Regions from separate parts of the Homo sapiens genome. Here region 1 is linked to region 2. Evidence: chromatin loops called from intact Hi-C (ENCODE). Cell type or tissue: endothelial cell of umbilical vein. All regions are shown on one strand. Each heading gives the region's core, and the rest is flanking DNA. Links, peaks and the distances in the headings are about the cores only.

Region 1 (8,000 bases), core at 1-8,000, 120 kb before region 2:
GGCACAATGATGTCTGTTTCACAGCTTTCTGGATGTGGTGAGGGACTTTATTTGGTCAGCCCTCATTCCTTACCACTCCCTTTGCTATCTTTGATGGGTAAGCAGATTTCATGAGGCAGGCCAGTCTCTCGTTTCACTAGGTTGCCTGACTCTCTGAAAACTTCCTGACTATCCCAAACCATATAGAAATTTATTTTAAAAGTTTGACAGCTGGCCGGGTGCCGTGGCTTACGCCTGTAATCTCCGCATTTTGGGAGCCCGAGGTGGGTGGATTACCTGGGGTCAGGAGTTTGAGACCAGGTTGGCCAGCATGGTGAAACCCCGTCTCCACTAAAAATACAAAAATTAGCCGGGCATGATGGTGGGCGCCTGTAATCCCAGCTACTCAGGAGGCTGAGGCAGGAGAATTGCTTGAGCCCGGGGAGGTTACAGTGAGCCAAGATCACACCACTCCACTCCAGCCTGGGTGACAGAGCAAGACTCTGTCATACTTTTTTTTTTGACAGCTGTCAAACTGTAGCCTAAGCCTGAAGGGTTGGGAAGTTGAAAATATATGTCATATATATCATGCTCATTTAATCTCTATTGAGATGTTCTTTTTTTCCTTCTTACATAAATATTATGTGCTCTAACTAAACATATTATATATTTTTATGTGCAGTTCAATGCATAAGGAATTGAATCACAATTGGAAGTCCTCTTTAGAAGGATTTGCTCTTGTTTGACAGATAATAGCAGACTTCATCTCTTTTTAAAAATAAACCATCAGTTTATGTCATTGAGTATATTTGATCCTTCTAAAAAGAGGTTCTCTTTCATATTTATTTTTTGTCTATGATGTAGTTTTCTAAAAGTTCGTCTCTATTGGCTACTTCATTTCTGTTCTAAATGTAGTAAGTTCTTGGAAGTGTACTTAGAGGCAATTTAAGGATTTTATCTTAAGCCTGCTGACTTGTGTAGTTGAGTGGATGCTAGTTTTTGGTCAGTTGTTCTATTTCATACCTGTAACATAAGGATATTGAGGGTGACTGAATTTTACAATGCTTTGCATTTTGTACATCTTTATATGTGTCTGCTTCTTGAAATCATTGCTTTTTGTGATAAAGACCCATCTATGGTTATTTCAATTTGCTTGGCAGGTGTATATTTAAGTCTGGTTTTGTTTCTTCTAGACAGTTATTTGATAATAGAGATTCATATTGTTTTCTGTCTCCAGCAAATACTCACTGAAATGAAGAATGATGGATTTGGTGATTTGGGAGTCTGGTGTGTGAAAACACATCTTAAAGGATTCAGGTTTAAGTTTTTTAGTTCTTATACACGGTTCCCATTTTTCTGTAATGTCTTCTTATGTCTCAATATGTAAATATTTTGTCTTTACTTATACTAATGTTTCTTGTTACCCAAATTATCTCCTAAGACTGTTTATGTAGACTTGAAATATTTCTTCTGTCTGTGGGTGTGGGTGTGAGTACCTTCCCAAAAACATCCAGGAATTTTTGCCCACCTACTTGGTTTCCCTGGAGCATGAAAGAAGGTGATTAATGGGGTAGAAAAAAATTCACAAAAAGCCACCAACAAAAAGCTACCTACATGTTTACATGTATTTTAAAGGAAAAGCCTGTCAGCTGCAATCAAAGCAGCAAGGGCTCTTCAAGGAAGGTAATATCTATATGTTGTTCTGTTTTATAACATGTAAAATTTTCTCCCCTTGGGAAAAAACGTCTCACAGAAGATTTTCTTGCAAGATGACTATGATATGACAGGCTCTGTTTTTGTTATGCATAGGCAGTTGCTTCTATTGTGTTCCCTGCAGCCTAGTGCGTGTGTATTTTCTTAGACTCATCTGGTAGTGAAGTGGCCTCTAGCTCAGGTCTTCACAGGCAGAACATCCATGCTTTGAGGAGGCTGTATTAGCAAAATAAGAAACCTACTCAGAGATAAGGGAGAAGCTTCATTGTTGATGCTGTTATTAACTCAGGCTCAGCTTCCTGGTTTGAGAGATGTTCTGAATACATATTGATGGATGGGTTATTAATACATTACATCATGGTGGAACTTGGCATCCCAGACTGGATAAGCCCACTTGCCCTGTTATATACCAGCATTTGTGGTTTGTATTAATAACTCTGTAATCCCAGCTACATGGAAGGCTGAGGCAGGAGAATTGCTTGAACCCAGGAGGTGGAGGTTGCAGTAAGCCAAGATCATGCCATTCTACTCCAGTATGGGCAACAGGAGCAAAACTCTGGCCCAATAATAAAAATAACTAACCCAGATTGTGTGACAGGAGATAATGGAAATGATCTGAGTGGCCACCTAATTTCAGTGAAGGAACTAGCCAAGGTAAGTGACTTGCTCAGTGTAAGTCCACAACTAATTTGTGGCCACTCAGGACATTGAACTGGGTCTCGGAGCAAATTATAAGATAGGTAAAACAGAGGGGACACAAACGTGGAATAGTGAGAGGGTGAGGAGAGTGCAGTTCAGGCTGGGATCGTGTGTGGCATATTCGTAGGAAACCACAGAATCTGAAGTTAGTTAGGTTTGGATTTCATTTACCACTTACAAACTACGTGCATCAGAGTAAGAAATTTAATTTCTCTGACTGTAGGTTCCTTGATTATAGAGATGTTGTAAAGATTAAATGAGATGACACGTTGGAAGTTTCTGGCACTGTGTAGGGGACATCACATGTTCCATGATGGCAGCTGTTATTGTTCTGGTACCTGAAGTGGGAAGGGGAGCAAGGAAGGAAACGTGAGGATTGTGATAGTAGGGAGGGCTCTGTTGATTTTGAAAGGAGAGTCCTTTCAAAGCAAGCCTTTAGAAACCTCACATCTGATCATGCCACTCACTGTCTGCTTAGAAATCACCCTTGGCCCCTCATCATGTAGCTAGACTTTTAAGTCCTTGTGAATGTGCCTTTCCCACTTGCTCCTTGCAATCCATTTGTGCTGTATCTCTGGCAGTTCCTGGAACATGACATGCATTTTCATTTTCATCTTAAGTAGTATGGCATGCACCAATAGTTCCAGCTACTCAGGAGGCTGAGGCAGGAGGATTGCTTGAGCCCAGGAGTTCAAGGCCAGCCTGGGCTACATAGCAAGACCCCATCTCAAAAAAGAAAAAAAAAAAAAAAGCAATTACCCCTTTACCCTGTCCCTCTGTCCTGCATTTGCCATCCTTTAAGACTCAATTCAAACTTTATTTCTACTGTGCAGTCTCTTGGACCAGGCTCTCCTCATGTCTTACTTTCTCTTGCAGTGACTCACTACGCCTATTGTGTTTCCATAGTACCCTGTACACAATATTACAGTGCTTACTACACTGTGTCCTAACGATTTGTTTACATGTCTGACTCATAATTATCATTACATTCCCTGGGGACAAGAGCTAGATCTTAATCATGTTTGTATTCTTAGCACTAAGTTGATGCCAGACACACAGTAGGCACTTATTAGATGCTTATATGACCGAATGAATGGGTGAAAAGCAGAAGTAGAGAAGTTATCTTAAGTTGATATAACAGTATGAGCAAAATATGGATGCAAAATCAGTGCTATTGTGATGGCAAGAATGAGACAGTTTGAGAAAATATCGTGTTGAGAAGTAGGTTTGTGTAAAATAGAGATAGGAAGATATGATCACTTCATGAAAGGCTTTGAATATGAAGCTGACCAATTGAGATGTGTTAGGAAGGGTAGCCATTTTAGTTTTTTTGTCAGAAGTGACATGGTTAGATAGCAGAGTTGCAGGAAAATTAGTATAATGGTAGTAGGTTAAGTTATTGTAGCAATCCAGATGTGAGTTAATGAGGGATAGGACTAGGGTGATGTCGATCAGAAAGGCAAAAGGAGAGACACTGAAAACAGCAAACCACAAAAACTCTGGCAAACCAGTTCACTTTTAGATATCTCACATTTTGGTGTGCCAAGGTTCCCAGCCCCCATACTCCCTTCAAAAATAAAGTCCTTTCCATTTTAGTCTTTGGTTATTAGTGTGTGAAAACTCTGCCTAAATCCTGAACTTTCTACTCTGATTTGTCAGAGGAACAGTTCTTTCAGTTTTAATTTTTGTCTTTAGATTTTTTGGTTGGTGTTTTTTTTTTCTTCCCCTAGGCTCATCTGTATAGGACTGTGAGCCCAGAAGGAAAGTTGGGAAATAATTTGTCAGTATTCTTTGGCATTTACAAGATGTTCCTATAGTCTCATTATAACATGGTTTCCTGACATTTTGTTATGGTTGTTGTTGATAGTGCTTTTTGGAAAACAACATCTATATCTTTTTTTCTTTTTTAAAAAGTGCTTATATCTTTTAAGTTTTATGTTACTTTGAGATATTACTGTAAGTTCTTTTGTTCATAGATTATGAAAAATGTCAAAAGGAATTCTAATCAGAAATCAGTTTTGCTCTGTGAATTTGTACATTGAAATTTAAATGATTCTAGTTAATACATTCTGTCTCTTATTTTCATTTAATGTTGAGGTGAATACACACATGTAAGGCCATATAAGAAGAGAATAACTAATGAGTGCCTATTCTGTCCAGTCTTGGGCTTCACAGACATCATTTATATTGAATGCTCATAATACCTGATAAAGTAAATATTAATAATCTAGTAAGGCAATTAAGACTTTGGGCAATTAAATTCTCACTGTACGTCATTGGGACATGGCAGAGAAGGAAGCCTATGTCTTTTTCTGACTATAGTGCCAGTTGACTCTGCACGTTTGCATACAGCAGTTCTCAGATCTTCTTAGTAACAGAATCCTTTATCCCATGAAATCAGACTCCCAATATATAAAACAGGTAAGAATAGTGTTCAGTTATATACGTTTATTGTATTTGGTACGTTAAATTTAAGGTGGAAATCTATGTTTCAATCTTCACTTGGTTTCATCTTAAAACTTATTTCTATATATTTTGTTTGCAAAATTAAAAAAGTTCAAAGTTTCAAAGATACGAAGATTCTAATAGCTTTTTTGCTGCATCAATACTATTTTCTTGTCAGAACATGATAAAAATTACAATGTGGAACTTTAATAGCTTTTTAAATAGTTTGTCTTGTAGTTTCAGGGCAGCATTTGATTATATGGGTGCAGAAAACTTGAGAAATAGGAGGAAATTTTGTTTTAAAGTTGTATTAGGTGAGGTGCATGGATCACCTAAGGTCAGGAGTTCGAGACCACCTGGCCAACATGGCAAAACCCCTTCTCTACTAAAAATATAAAAATTATCTGGGCGTGGTGGGGCGTGCCTGTAGTCTCAGCTACTCGGGAGGCTGTGGCATGAGGATCACTTGAACCCAGGAGGTGGAGTGAGCCAGAATTGCACCACTACGCTCCAGCCTGGGTGACAGAGCGAGACTCTGTCTAAAAAAATAAAAAACTTTTATTTACTGGCCGGGTGCAGTGGCTCACGCCTGTAATCCTAGCACTTTGGGAGGCTGAGGTGGGCAGATCATTTGAGGCCAGGAGTTTGAGACCTGCCTGGGCAATATGGCGAAACCCCATCTCTACTAAAAACACAAAAAAATTAGCTGTGCTTGGTGGTGCATGCCTGTAATCCCAGCTACTTGGGTGGATGAGGCTCAAGAATTGTTTGAACCCAGGAGGCAGAGTTGCAGTGAGTCAGCATCACACCACTGCACTCCAGCCTGGGCAGATAGAGCAAGACTCAGTATCAAAAAATAATAATAAAAAAAAGTAGTATTACTAATCATATTTAGTGACATCCACAGTAGTTATCAGTTAAGTACATTTTGAGGGCAGGAAGGGAGTTAGTGAATGCCTCCACATCCAATATTAAATTCATTGTTTGGCAGAAAAACAGTTTTTGAATGTACCTTGTAATATTTTAAGATGTTACTTTGAACAGTCAAAAAAGGCTGTCAGCTTTTTACTCAAAGTTCCAGAATAGTCAAATTTCTTTTGTTTTACATGTTGAGTCTAAATGAACACTTTTCTGCAGTCCTTAGTGTAGTAAGATGGGAGCTTGTTCAGCAAGATAGGCAAGTTCATGCATATGAGTTTTATTTCAGAGCTAATTGACATAATTTATCAACCAAAGTGATTTATTTTTAAAACACCTCATTAGAAATACTCAGATCTGCACATTGCCACAAAGCAAATGAAAATAAGTTAGAAGTTGGAGTTGTAATGTATTGGGTATACATACCCTGGTAGTGAGAACTTCCAAGGTACCTTAGTGAAAATGACAGCCTAAATGGCGTTGTCTGTTACTATTTGGAAGATGCTGACATCTGATGTTTCTAACTGACCACTAGAACATGTGTCAGCAGTTGCTTTTGTAGGGGCCATGCTATTCTCCTGCTCTCTCCTATCATTGCTTTAAACAGTACACTGTAATGTCTTATAAATCTTCCATGTATTTTTTCTGCAGAAACAAAAACAAACACAGGAAGACAGAGACACATCTGTCTCATCAATTCCATTTGAATCATTATAAAGAGTTTAGTCAAATTCATACATCGGATGAACTTATCAAATACAGAGGGTGCTTTTGCTTGAAATCTTCCCCAGGTGGTTTTGTGAGGATAATGCTCTTAATTTTATTAATTTTATTTTTGTAATACCTTGCTCATCCATCGTAATTGATACGGATCCCTCCATTGCCTTTGGATAATGTTTACCTCGCACGTAGTTCATTCTGTGTTATGATAATTTACTTTGAATGACAAATTACTTAAATTTTTATTGACAGGCTTTAAGTATAAAAAAGACCTGAAATTTGAAATCTGTATTAGGTATTGTGAAGCAAAGTGGGTAAACTTTATTATTGTAGAATTGACTCTTAAACTATGACCAAGTACAGGCACCAGCCAGGCAGATGTGTTTAGGCTTTCTCTGGCATTGGAGCATGGTACAGGGCAGTAATGATGTAAGTGCTTCTATATATATGTATATATAGTCATGCATTACTTAACAATGGAGTACGTTCTGAGAAATGCTCGTTAGGTGATTTTGTCATTGTGTGAATGTCATAGGGTGAACTTAGACAAACTTCGATGGTATGGGCCTACTACATACCTAGGCCATACGGGATGGCCTATTGGTCCTAGGCTATAAACCTGTATAGCATGTGACTGTATTGAATACTGGAGGCCATTGTAACACATTGGTAAGTATAGTAAGTCCTTACTTACTGGCTTCAATATGCTTCTGGTCACAAAAACATAACCAAACATAAACACTTCTAAAACTAAACTTTGAAATAAGCATGAGTTATATGTATATTTTTAAAAGATTAATAAAAACAAGTAAGACAATTTTTACCCAATTTTTGGTGAATCAATGAGTAACAGTGGCCGTAGTGGTGTTGGGTTAAATCAAGGAATGAAGTTTGTAAAGCAAAAATTGTAAGGGGCACCTCCTGTTACCATATAATTAAAAAACAAACCAAAAAACCAAAACAAAATAACAAATATGGCAGGTCACCACATACTTTTGTACTGTATCGTTCATTATGATACATTTATATGATTACTGTTTATTCAATGAATTTGTAGTTGACAATAATTTGTATTCATTTTCTGACTTATTCTAGTTTAGGGTCATATGTGGCTGGAGCCTATCCCAGCAGCTCAGGAACCAACTTTGCTAGGATGCCATTCCACTGCAGGGTGCACTCACACACACCCACGCTCACTCAGACTGGAACCATCTAGACATGCCAGTTAACCTAAAGTGCACATATTTGGGATGTGCACATGGGGAAAATGTGCAAACTCCACAAAGACAGTGGCCCTGGCTGGGAACTGATTTTTTTTTTTCTTATCAGCATTATAACTGAACAGTGTTGAATGAAACAATGTTGAACAAAATGACACTACTTAAGGACCTGCTGTATTTGTGTATCTAAACATGCCAAAAGATAGGAAAAGGTACGGTAAAAATACGGTACTATAATTTATAGGAACACCATCTTATATGTGGTTCGTCTTTGACTGAAACATTGTTATGCAGTGCATGACTGTA
Region 2 (10,262 bases), core at 2,041-10,040:
AAAAAAAAGCTGTGGCCGGGTGTGGTGCCTCACACCTGTAATCCCAGGACTTTGGGAGGCTGAGGTGGGCGGATCATGAGGTCAAGAGATCGAGACCATCCTGGCCAACAAGGTGAAACCCCATCTCTACTAAAAATACAAAAAATTAGCCTGGTGTGGTGACACACGCCTGTAGTCCCAGCTACTTGGGAGGCTGAGGCAGGAGAATCCCTTGAACCCAGGAGGTGGAGGTTGCAGTGAGCTGAGATCACACCACTGCACTCCAGCCTGGTGACAGAGCAAGACTTTGTCTCAAAAAATAATAATAATAATAATAAATTAAAAAATAAAAATAAAAGAGTATAACTGAATTGTTTGTAACACAAAGGACAAATGTTTAAGGGGATGGATACCTCATTTTCCAGGACATGATTATTACGCATTGCATGCCTGTATCAAAGTATCTCATGTACCTCATAAATATATATACCTAGTATGGACCCACAAAAATAAAAAATTAAATTAAGTTAAGAGAGCCTCTCTAAGCAGAGCAATTAGAGAAAAGTTTTCCTTCCTCTAGATGCACGCAGGCCTGTGCCAGGGTGCATGGCATGGCAAGGGAAACTCTGTGCTGAATTTCAGTGCTCTGCCAATCCCACTCTCTGAACTGTCCTGTGCCAGGTGCCAGCACTGGGCTTAATCATACTAGGTGACCTGTCTGGAACTCCCCCCAACCCCCATCAGAAAGAGTTATGCCCCAGTATACAAGTGTATTCAAATGTGAGAAATTTTTACAATCTGATCTTTCTTTGTCAAGACACATGGGAAAGCTTAGAAACTTCCTAAGGAAAGTAAACAAAAATCATCGCCAGGACAGGCTACTAGAAGAGTCTAAAAGGATTTTTCAGCCAGAAAGGCAAAGAAACATATAGATAAAGTTAACAAAACCTTAAGAGATTGGAAAAAAGGATTAGCAAATCCTAAAGCACTAAAACCAGTAACAATTGTGAGGTCCTTGTATTAATAATATAATAAAAGTTGATTTTATTTATCAGACCAACAACACCTAGAAAATATATTTTAAAAATATTTAAAAGAGTTGGTTAAATTTGTGGATGATAATTCCATAGCATGTGAATTAGAAAATATGAGGATCTTTTAGACTGTTTTCCTAAACACTGAAGTTGGTGTAATGAGAGCAACCCACTCCCAAAACATCCACTGGTGCTTCTGTCAGATACAGCTTGGTTCGGTGTAAGGGTACATTGGTCTGAATCAACATGGCATTTTCTGTTATCACTGTTTCAGCTCTGTCTGTATTCCAGAAGAAAAATCAACAATGTGGTTGACTGATTAGACAAGATCTGGTTCTAAGAGGAAGTTCATTAAAATAATATTTATTAAAATAAATGTATTTATCAAGTTAATAAAAATTCTTCAGAAATTTCCAGCAAGAAAGATTAACACGCAGATAACAATGAGACAGTTTCTTCTAACATGGGTTTTACATCAGGCCTCAAACGGTCCAAAGATTTAGAATTGCCGCCCCCTGCCCCACCCCTTTTAAAAGATAATAGGCTGGGTGCGTTGGCTCACACCTGTAATCCCAGAACTTTGGGAGGCCAAGGCGGGCAGATCATGAGGTCCAGAGATCGAGATTATCCTGGCAAATATGGTGAAACCGCGTCTCTACTAAAAATACAAAAAATTAGCTGGACACACACGCCTGTAGTCTCAGCTACTCAGGAGGCTGAGGCAGAAGAATCGCTTGAACCTGGGAGGCGGAGGTTACAGTGAGCCGAGATCACGCCACTGCACTCCAGCCTAGGTGACAGAGCAAGACTCCAACTCAAAAAAAAAAAAAAAAAAAATATATATATATATATATATATAGAGAGAGAGAGAGAGAGAGAGAGAGAGTGCAAGATTAAAATCTAAAAACCAAATCAACTGGCTAGGCGCGGTGGCTCACGCCTGTAATCCCAGCACTTTGGGAGGCCGAGGCAGGCGCATCACCTGAGATCAGGAGATCGAGACCACCCTGGCTAACACGGGGAAACTCCATCTCTACTAAAAATACAAAACATTAGCCGGACGTGGTGGCGGGCACCTGTAGTCCCAGCTAAGCCGAGATCACACCACTGCACTCCAGCCTGGGCAACAGAGTGAGACTCCATCTCAAAAAAACCGAATCAACCAAAGCCCCCAAAATCTTTCTTAAAAGGAGATTTTCTACCTAGAGTTCAAGTAATACATATCCATGTGTGTGTAGAATTTTTAGCATAAGTGTAATCCACTGTAAACCAAAAAGTATCTTAGACAAATCTCAATCAATTTAGAAGTTTAGAAGCCAAAGTTAAGGGCATCTTACACCTGGAAGACAGACCTATGCCTTTCTCCAAAAATGATTTTGAGAACTTCAATATTTAAAGGGGAAAGGGCGGATATTAGGAAAAAAGGAAGGAATGTTTTGAAGGTGTATATAGATAAGAGGCCAACGGTTGCATTCTTTTGAGTCTTCGATTAGCCATTCACATGTAAGGGTGGGTAAAGGAATAGTCACTTATGTATTCCTTTAGCTCAGCGAATCAGCATTTTTACATAAGATAAAATACAGGGCAGAGGAAGTGATCAGATATACATTTGTCTCAGGTGAGTAGAGGGATAACTTTAAGTTCTGTCCTTTGTCCCGTACCCATAAAGATAAGCTATCAGTTTACCTTGTCAGGGTGAAATTCAACAGAACTTGATCTTGGGGCCCACAAGGAATTTCCTAGTGGGCAAATTGTGAGAGAGGTGTGTAGCTTTTTTATCTTTGTAACTATCTTATTTAGAAACAAAATGGGAGGCAGGTTTGTGTAATGCAGTCCCCAGCTTGACTCTTCCCTTTGGCTTAGTGATTTGGGGGTCCCATGATTTATTTTCCTTTCACACCACTTTATGTTTACCTGAGGCACATAGATGTATTCAATTCCATATAAACAATTTTGTTGCAAAACCACTTAGCCATATTCTGCTTAAGCTGAAATTTTCGAAGTAAATTATAAGGGTTGTATTAATAGAGGACCCTGAGAAAAGAAAATAGCAAAGGCATTAGTTAATTTGATAAAGCAATGACAATTAAACCTTGTTTTACTTTGTATTCATATAATAAAAAACAGAGCACTGAAATAGTTGTCCAAATAATTCAGGCCTAAAATAAATTCACCTAAAACAGCCAGGTGGTGAGGCAAATGTGTCATTTTGGTTTAAGTTGTCTGAATCACTGAATTAATTTTCCTACTTAATCTAAATAAACATATTGAGACTATGAGAAATTTTTAGGTTAGTGAGGAAGGTCTCTAGATTTTTCTGTGATTATTTGTAGCTCTCTCCATCATTAGAGCGCAGTGGAATAACCAATCTGCAAGTTTCCTGCAAAAGAACCACCCAGGAATGTTTGGGGATTTCTGTGTAACCCAGCCCTAGAAAAGCTGAGTTCGGAGATATAGCTACTAAATTCTTGAGCTCTTGCACAAGCTCAGACTATTATCACTATGCCGAAAATAACTTCCAGTTGTTCTAAGGCGTTCAAGAATCGAATTACTTAATAACGTACTCTTATATCTGGATTAAGGTATCAGACCAACAGAAAACCATGCAAGATCTGATTGGATGACATAAAAGGATGTTGCATAAGAATCGAAGCTGTCATATGCTGAAGAATAACAAAGGTAATATGACAAGGAAAATGCACCCCTAATAGCCAAACCTTGTTTATTGCTTACCTGCTGCAGAGGGGTGACTATAGAACATACAGTGTATGTTATAAGGAACAGGCATGTCATATTTTATGAAAGATTTTTTAAATTATAGAGCGTATTTGTTCAGTGAGTGGCTTAATTTGTTTTTATATTGTAGTTGAATAATAATTCTAGAGAGAGGTATCGGTGTGGATTTGTGTGGGAGCCTGGGTAACCTCAAAATGAGGATAATAATAACACCTGCTTCATGGGATGGTGGTGAACAGTGAACTCCATAATCCCTATAAAGGCTCTCATCACTGAGCTGGGCGTATGCAGAATATTCACTACAGTTTGGCTATTAGTATTGTAATTGTCAAGATTATTATCAGACATTGAAAACACACCCAAAGTTTCCCATTTAAAGGCAGAGGACAGGTTTCTAAATGCTATAGAGTTTTTCAGACTTTGTAATTTAAATTATTAAAGGTGGAAAAATTCAGATTTAAATTTAGAAATACATTTAGAAACACTGTTTCCTGAATTCATTTCTTCCTTACAAAGGCAAAGGTAGGATCTCTGATCTAAGGGTAGCCACCTCTCATTTCTAGTTTATCTTGTCAAGGCTGCATGTGATACAGCCCTGGCCCCCACCACTGCAATGGAGACAAGATTTTCACTGCAGTGGTCTCCTTTGCCTCTCATTCAAATTCGAATATCTATGGTCCAAGCATAAGCATGGTTGAGGAACCATGGGCAATGTTTCATCTACTAATCAACATTTCACAGATGCACGGATGCCCAAATTTCAGTTTAAGGGAACACAACAACTGACACAGCCTTGAAATCTACTAAATGTCCCTCTCTCAGAATCTTTTGTCCTCTGTTTTGTTCTGATTTTTTTCTGTGTCTATTTTGCTTTCTATCAGCTTATGCCCCTCTTCTCTGTGCTCCTTCCCAATTTTTTTTTTTTTTTTTGTCTGAGATGGAGTCTCGCTCTGTCGCCCAGGTTGGAGTGTAGTGGCGTGATCTCGGCTCACTGTAACCTCTGCCTCCTAGGTTCAAGTGATTCTCCTGCCTTAGCCTCCCAGGTAGATGGGACTACAGGTGCATGCCACCACGCCTGGGTTATTTATTTTTTATTTTTTTATTTTTAGTAGAGACGGAGTTTCATTGTGTTGGCCAGGCTGGTCTCAAACTCCTGATCTCAACTGATCCACCCACCTTGGCCTCCCAAAGTGCTGAGATTACAAGCGTCAGCCACCACATCCAGCCTCATTTTTTTGTATTGTTTAACTATTAATTGATTTGAATATTTCTGTCTATAATAGCTACACCAAAAAAGATGCAAATGAAGTTCTTCTTCATGTGTTGATTTCCCACCACATCTCTGGCCCAGGTGTACCATCAGCCAACCACAGAAAAAGGATCATGTCCCTTTAATAAATAAACGGCATTACTTCAGTTCTGGTCTGGCCTCTACCGCTCCCTGAAAACTAGCTGTGGGCACACCACATATGTTTCTGCATAAAATGGAAGCTTGCCACTTCAGCCAGGGTTTTGCTTCAGAGAACATTGTTTTCTGGAGTCTGGCCAGCCTCAGAGAATTTACCCAGACGATCCAGGAAACACTGAACCATTTCCATTTATGGACATTTTCCTTTACCAATTAAGAACAAAGGGGAGTTAAAAAAATTTTTTTTTCCTGATTGCTATATTTTACATTTAAAATTGTAATGTGAATGCTGACATAATTAGAACTATCTGGGGAGATTTTTTAAAAGGCAGGGAACTGGGACCAACAGCCCTGTCCATTGCTGGCATGTTAACAGCCAGTACTTCAGTTTTTATCATAAGTGAGTTTGAAAGAGGATGACATGCCAGACATTCCTTCTGAAAGTAAACTAAGGTAATGATGGAACTCAAGGGAAAAATCAACATGTTACTTATAATTCTATTTGGGGGGTTGGGTGGGGAGATGACCATTCTGTGAAATGATTTATACAGCACTGTAGAAAGAAAAGTCCCCTGGGTGATGACTGTGAGCTGCAAAAGCAACAATGAACAAAGGGGACTTCCAGGGCCTCAGCCTTCCTGGCCACACCCGGTGGGAATGCCCCAGTCCTTTTCCGCTCTGTGGTTGGAGAACTTCTACGTAGAGCATTATCCTCACCAACACAAGGAGTTACACTCTAAATGGACAAATTTGGGGAGGATCAGATGAAAATTCAAGCGCTCACTTTCTAGAACAAAAGTCTGAGATGGGTTTAAAATTCATGCTCCTATGCAAACATTTCAAAAAGCATCTTTTACTTTTTGTAAATTGCCAAAACAGGTTTCCAGAAGAGGGCTCCTCCTGCAATGCTTGGGTGATGTCTCTGCCCAAAGGTCTGAGCTGGCCACTTAGTGCTGATCCAAACCAGCAGAGATGGTTTTGTCAGGCCTGGTTTTATCACACAACTTATGCAAACACTGGTATGTTTCCAGTGGTTGCTTTGAGGTTGCACATTTGAATTAAAGTATCTGAATTATGAAATATATTCTTTTGAGATTTTCTCTTTTTTATATCAGTTTATTGAGACATTTTGTATACAATCCAATTTTAAGTGTACAATAGAGTTTTTTTTTGTGTTTTTTTTTCTTTTGGAGACAGAGTCTCGCTCTGTCGGCCAGGCTGGAGTGCAGTGGCACGATCGATCTCGGCTCACTGCAAGTTCCGCCTCCTGGGTTCATGGCATTCTCCTGCCTCAGCCTCCCAAGTAGCTGGGACTACAGGCGCCTGCCACCATGGCTGGCTAATTTTTTTGTATTTTTTTTTTAGTAGAGACGGGGTTTCACCGTGTTAGCCAGGTTGGTCTCGATCTCCTGACCTCGTGATCCATGCGCCTCAGCCTCCCAAAGTGCTGGGATTACAGGTGTGAGCCACCACACCTGGCCTTTTTTCTTTCTTTTTTTTTTTTTGATACAGAGTCTCTTTCTGTCGCTCAGGCTAGAATGCAGTGGCATGATCTCGGCTCACTGCAACCTCCGCCTCCCGGATTCAAACGATTCTCCTGCCTCAGCCTCCCAAGTAGCAGGGATTACAGGTGTGCACCACCAGTCCCGGCTAATTTTTGTATTTTTAGTAGAGATGGGATTTTACCATGTTGGCCAGGCTGGTCTCAAACTCCTAACCTCAGGTGATCTGCTCACCTCAGCCTCCAAAGTGCTGGATTACAGGTGTGAGCCACTGAGCCTCACCAGCAATTGATTACTTTTGACCACAGTAATATTTCTTTCATCCTCCAGAAGTATCCTCATGGCCCATTGCAGTCAGTCCCTGTCCCTGGCAACCACTGATCTGCTTTCTTGCTTTGTAGTTTTACCTTTTCTAGAATTCATTTAAATGGAATCACGTAGTATCTGGGCTCTTGTGCCTGGCTTGTTTTAGCACAATGCTTTGAGATTCACCCATGCTGTGTATGTATCAGTAGTTTATTCCTTTTTGTTACTGAGTAGTATTAAGTTGACTTTTGTCTGGATTTGAAAAAATATATATTTATTTGGGCCATATGGAAAAGCAAATAGATTTTTGTTTTTGCTTTTTTGAAAAGCCATGTGTTAATTAAAGGTAATCCTAAGAATACATTTAAATCTTTACCTTTACCTTTTCCTTGAAATGTAAGATCCCTACCTGTCTGAAAGTGAAGTTTTAAATTCACAATTTTTTTTTTTTTGAGACAGAGTCTTGCTCTGTTTCACAAATTTTGAAACAGGCTGGGCACAGTGGTTCAGGCCTGTAATCCCAGCACTTTGGGAGGCTGAGGCGGGAGGATCACTTGAGGTCAGGAGTCCAAGACCAGCCTGGCTAACATGGTGAAATCCCATCTCTATTAAAAAACACAAAAATTAGCCACGTATGGTGGCACCTGCCACCAATCCCAGCTACTCAGAAGGCTTAGGCAGGAGAATCGGTTGAACCCAGGAGGTGGAGGTTGCAGTGAGCTGAGACTGTGCCACTGCACTTCGGCCTAGGTGACAGAGTGAGACTCCATCTCAAAAAAAAAAAAAAAAAATTGAAACATTTGGTAAGAAAATCTGTATGTGAAGGAAATTTCCAGATATGCAGCAAAAATATGAAATAATTAATAGCATCCAAGTAATTATTGGTAATACGGGCATGAACCTGGATTAGGCCAAGAGTTCCACAAAATTGTAAAATAATGATTCAATAATTAATTAGATGGATTGAAGCAAAAATTTCATCTTTCTCATATGGTGTTTGTTAGTAATTTTAACAACAGAAAAATGATTAGTGCTCACTCAGAGATAATAATAATTTTTAAAACAATAATTATTGTTCTTATTATGGCTATATCTGTATAGTACATATTATGTGCCTGGTGCTGTTCTGAGCCCTAGATAATTCATTAACTCTAATAACCCTACTAGGTAAGTGTTTTAATATTATCTCCATTTTATAGATTAAGAAACTAAGGATCACAGAAAGCAAAGTAACTGCTTTGATGAATAGAAGCCAGGATTTGGCCCTGGGAACCTGCCTAAGCCTCAACTTTTGGCCACTAGAACTCTCTTAACCTCAGGAATGCACTAGAGAAGAATTCTCAGATTGGTAAAAGGGGTCGATATTGTCCCTGAGCAAGGTAAGGGATGAGGCCAGAGCAGGGGCGTCAAGCCTGAGCCAGACAGTTGTTTGGATGTGTGGAGAAGCCCAGAATAAGGCAATGTGAAGAGGTGGGAACTGAGAAAAGTTGGGGAGTGCCTGCCTTAAGGCGTTTACATTTTAAAAATATGTTTTAAATCCTGCACTGTTCACATAAAAGAGGCTGCTGGTGGGTCTGGTGCCCAGGGGCCTGTGCCCATTTGCTGCCCCTGGTCCAGATGACCTCTGGCAGTCCTTCCAGAACTAACATCTTGGGAAAAATTAGAAATATTTGTTCAGAGTCTTTTGTGACTTGAATTTATCGATGTAGGCCAATAGTCTACAATCTGGCTAGGTTATAATGGTCATTGATAAATAACTTTTGATTGCATGTTGAATTCATTCAGTGTTGTGAATTTGTCTTTGTTTTTTATGGTACTTTTTAATCTGACGTAACAAAGAGCTAATGGATTGTGGAGTCATATGGCCTGGTTTTGAACCTTGGCTTTGCAACTTACTAGCAGTGTGACTTTGAGCATGTTACCTGACTTTCGCATGCCTGTGTTTTCTTGTCTGTAAAATGGGGAAATTAACAGTACACCTAATTCATAAAGTTGTTTTAAAGATTAAAAGTTTAATGAGATAATGGATTTACAACAGCGACTGGCAAATAGTAAGCATTACTTATGTGTTTGTATTGCTATTATCACTGTCCCAAAATGATGCTAGATGAAAACATCTGTTCCAACTTTTAACATATAATAAACTATAGCAATCTGCACTAAAATGAAATCTTCCTTCAAGACTTTATTTTGTAGGGCCCTGTTCCTTGTTCCTGCAGGACCGTGGTGAATTGCACAACAAAGATGGGACTCAGGGACAGGACCTCAGCCTCCACAAGGCACCAGCGACTAGAAGGGAAAATTCTAAATACCGTCTCTGTGAACTGAAACCTTAGCTGTAGCTGGAGACTCTGAGTTTTGAGAGAGAAGAATATTTGTGTAATTTGTTTGAATCCTGGGCAGAGTAGAAGAGAATCAAGCCTTGGATGAGAAAGTTGGAGTTTCTTTTCTATTCCTCAGGTTTTATTGCTGGAGATTTTAGAATAGGTGTCAGCCAGTTTGCAGCAACCTGTCTTGCCCCTACCATTCTTGGGTTCTGTATTCAGACCCCAGCTATTCCTAACACCCAGTTCATACTCCACGTTCTGTACAAAGCCATCCCTAGCTATCCCAGTCAGCCCACACTGGTCTCCATGACATGCATGAACCGAAGTTTTTAGAACCTTTGACACTTATGTCTGCCCTGGATGATTTGTTCATTATCTTATGTTGTTGTCATCCACAGAACAATCTGGAGAATATTCATATATTTAGTCAGCAAATAGCTATTTATTGGGGGCCTTTGTAGGCCTCAATGTTGAGAAGAAGGGTTGGTTGTTTTGGACAGATTGTGTATTTATAAAGCTCTAGCAATTTTTAAATCTCTAGCAGGAACCAAAGCCTTCTTGACAGCCACCTCTCTGAATTATTGTCACTAGCCTCCTTAGGAGAAGAGACAATATAGTTTATACCAAGATTTGCAGTTGTCTAGATATTACTCACTTCAGCTAGCACTGTGCTAGTAGATAACATTCAAAGTTGGTCTCAACAAATATTTTCTCTAGTGCCCATGGAGAGTGGCTGAGAAATACACTCTAAGATGTAAAAGAGTTTGGTATCTAGATCCTCTTTCTTATTCATTTCAAGCCAATATTTATTAAGCACCAACTGCAAGCTAGATACTATTATAGTTAGGAATATAAAGTGGGCCAGGGATGGTGTTTATGCCTATAATCCCAGCACTTTGGGAGGCCAAGGCAGGAGGATTACTTGAGGCCAGGAATTCAAGGTCAGCCTGCCCAACACAGCAAGACCTCG

Evidence for each region. Hi-C counts contacts between places; a loop is a spot of excess contacts. Peaks named below come from ENCODE experiments on the same cell type or tissue, not always from the same donor. Only the 100,000 strongest peaks of a DNase experiment are listed, where the experiment ranks them.
Region 1: a loop joins it to region 2, with 4 times the contacts of the local background. A loop is called at or near these places in 3 of 110 quality-filtered maps.

The regions. Positions count from the first base shown.
Region 1 is chr1:183,057,267-183,065,266 of GRCh38, forward strand. The region is part of intron 1 of LAMC1 (laminin subunit gamma 1); the gene reads left to right. Among named protein-coding and RNA genes, the nearest start is that of LAMC1, 38 kb to the left of the region's middle. RefSeq lists a silencer at 3,329-3,378. In endothelial cell of umbilical vein, for the core only: no CTCF peak of the experiment used is centred there; DNase peaks (open chromatin) are centred at 1,834, 2,925 and 3,415; H3K27ac peaks cover 2,837 bases.
Region 2 is chr1:183,175,196-183,185,457 of GRCh38, forward strand. No RefSeq gene overlaps it. Among named protein-coding and RNA genes, the nearest start is that of LAMC2, 5.9 kb to the right of the region's middle. RefSeq lists an enhancer at 5,806-5,925. In endothelial cell of umbilical vein, for the core only: no CTCF peak of the experiment used is centred there; DNase peaks (open chromatin) are centred at 5,296 and 5,686; H3K27ac peaks cover 1,439 bases.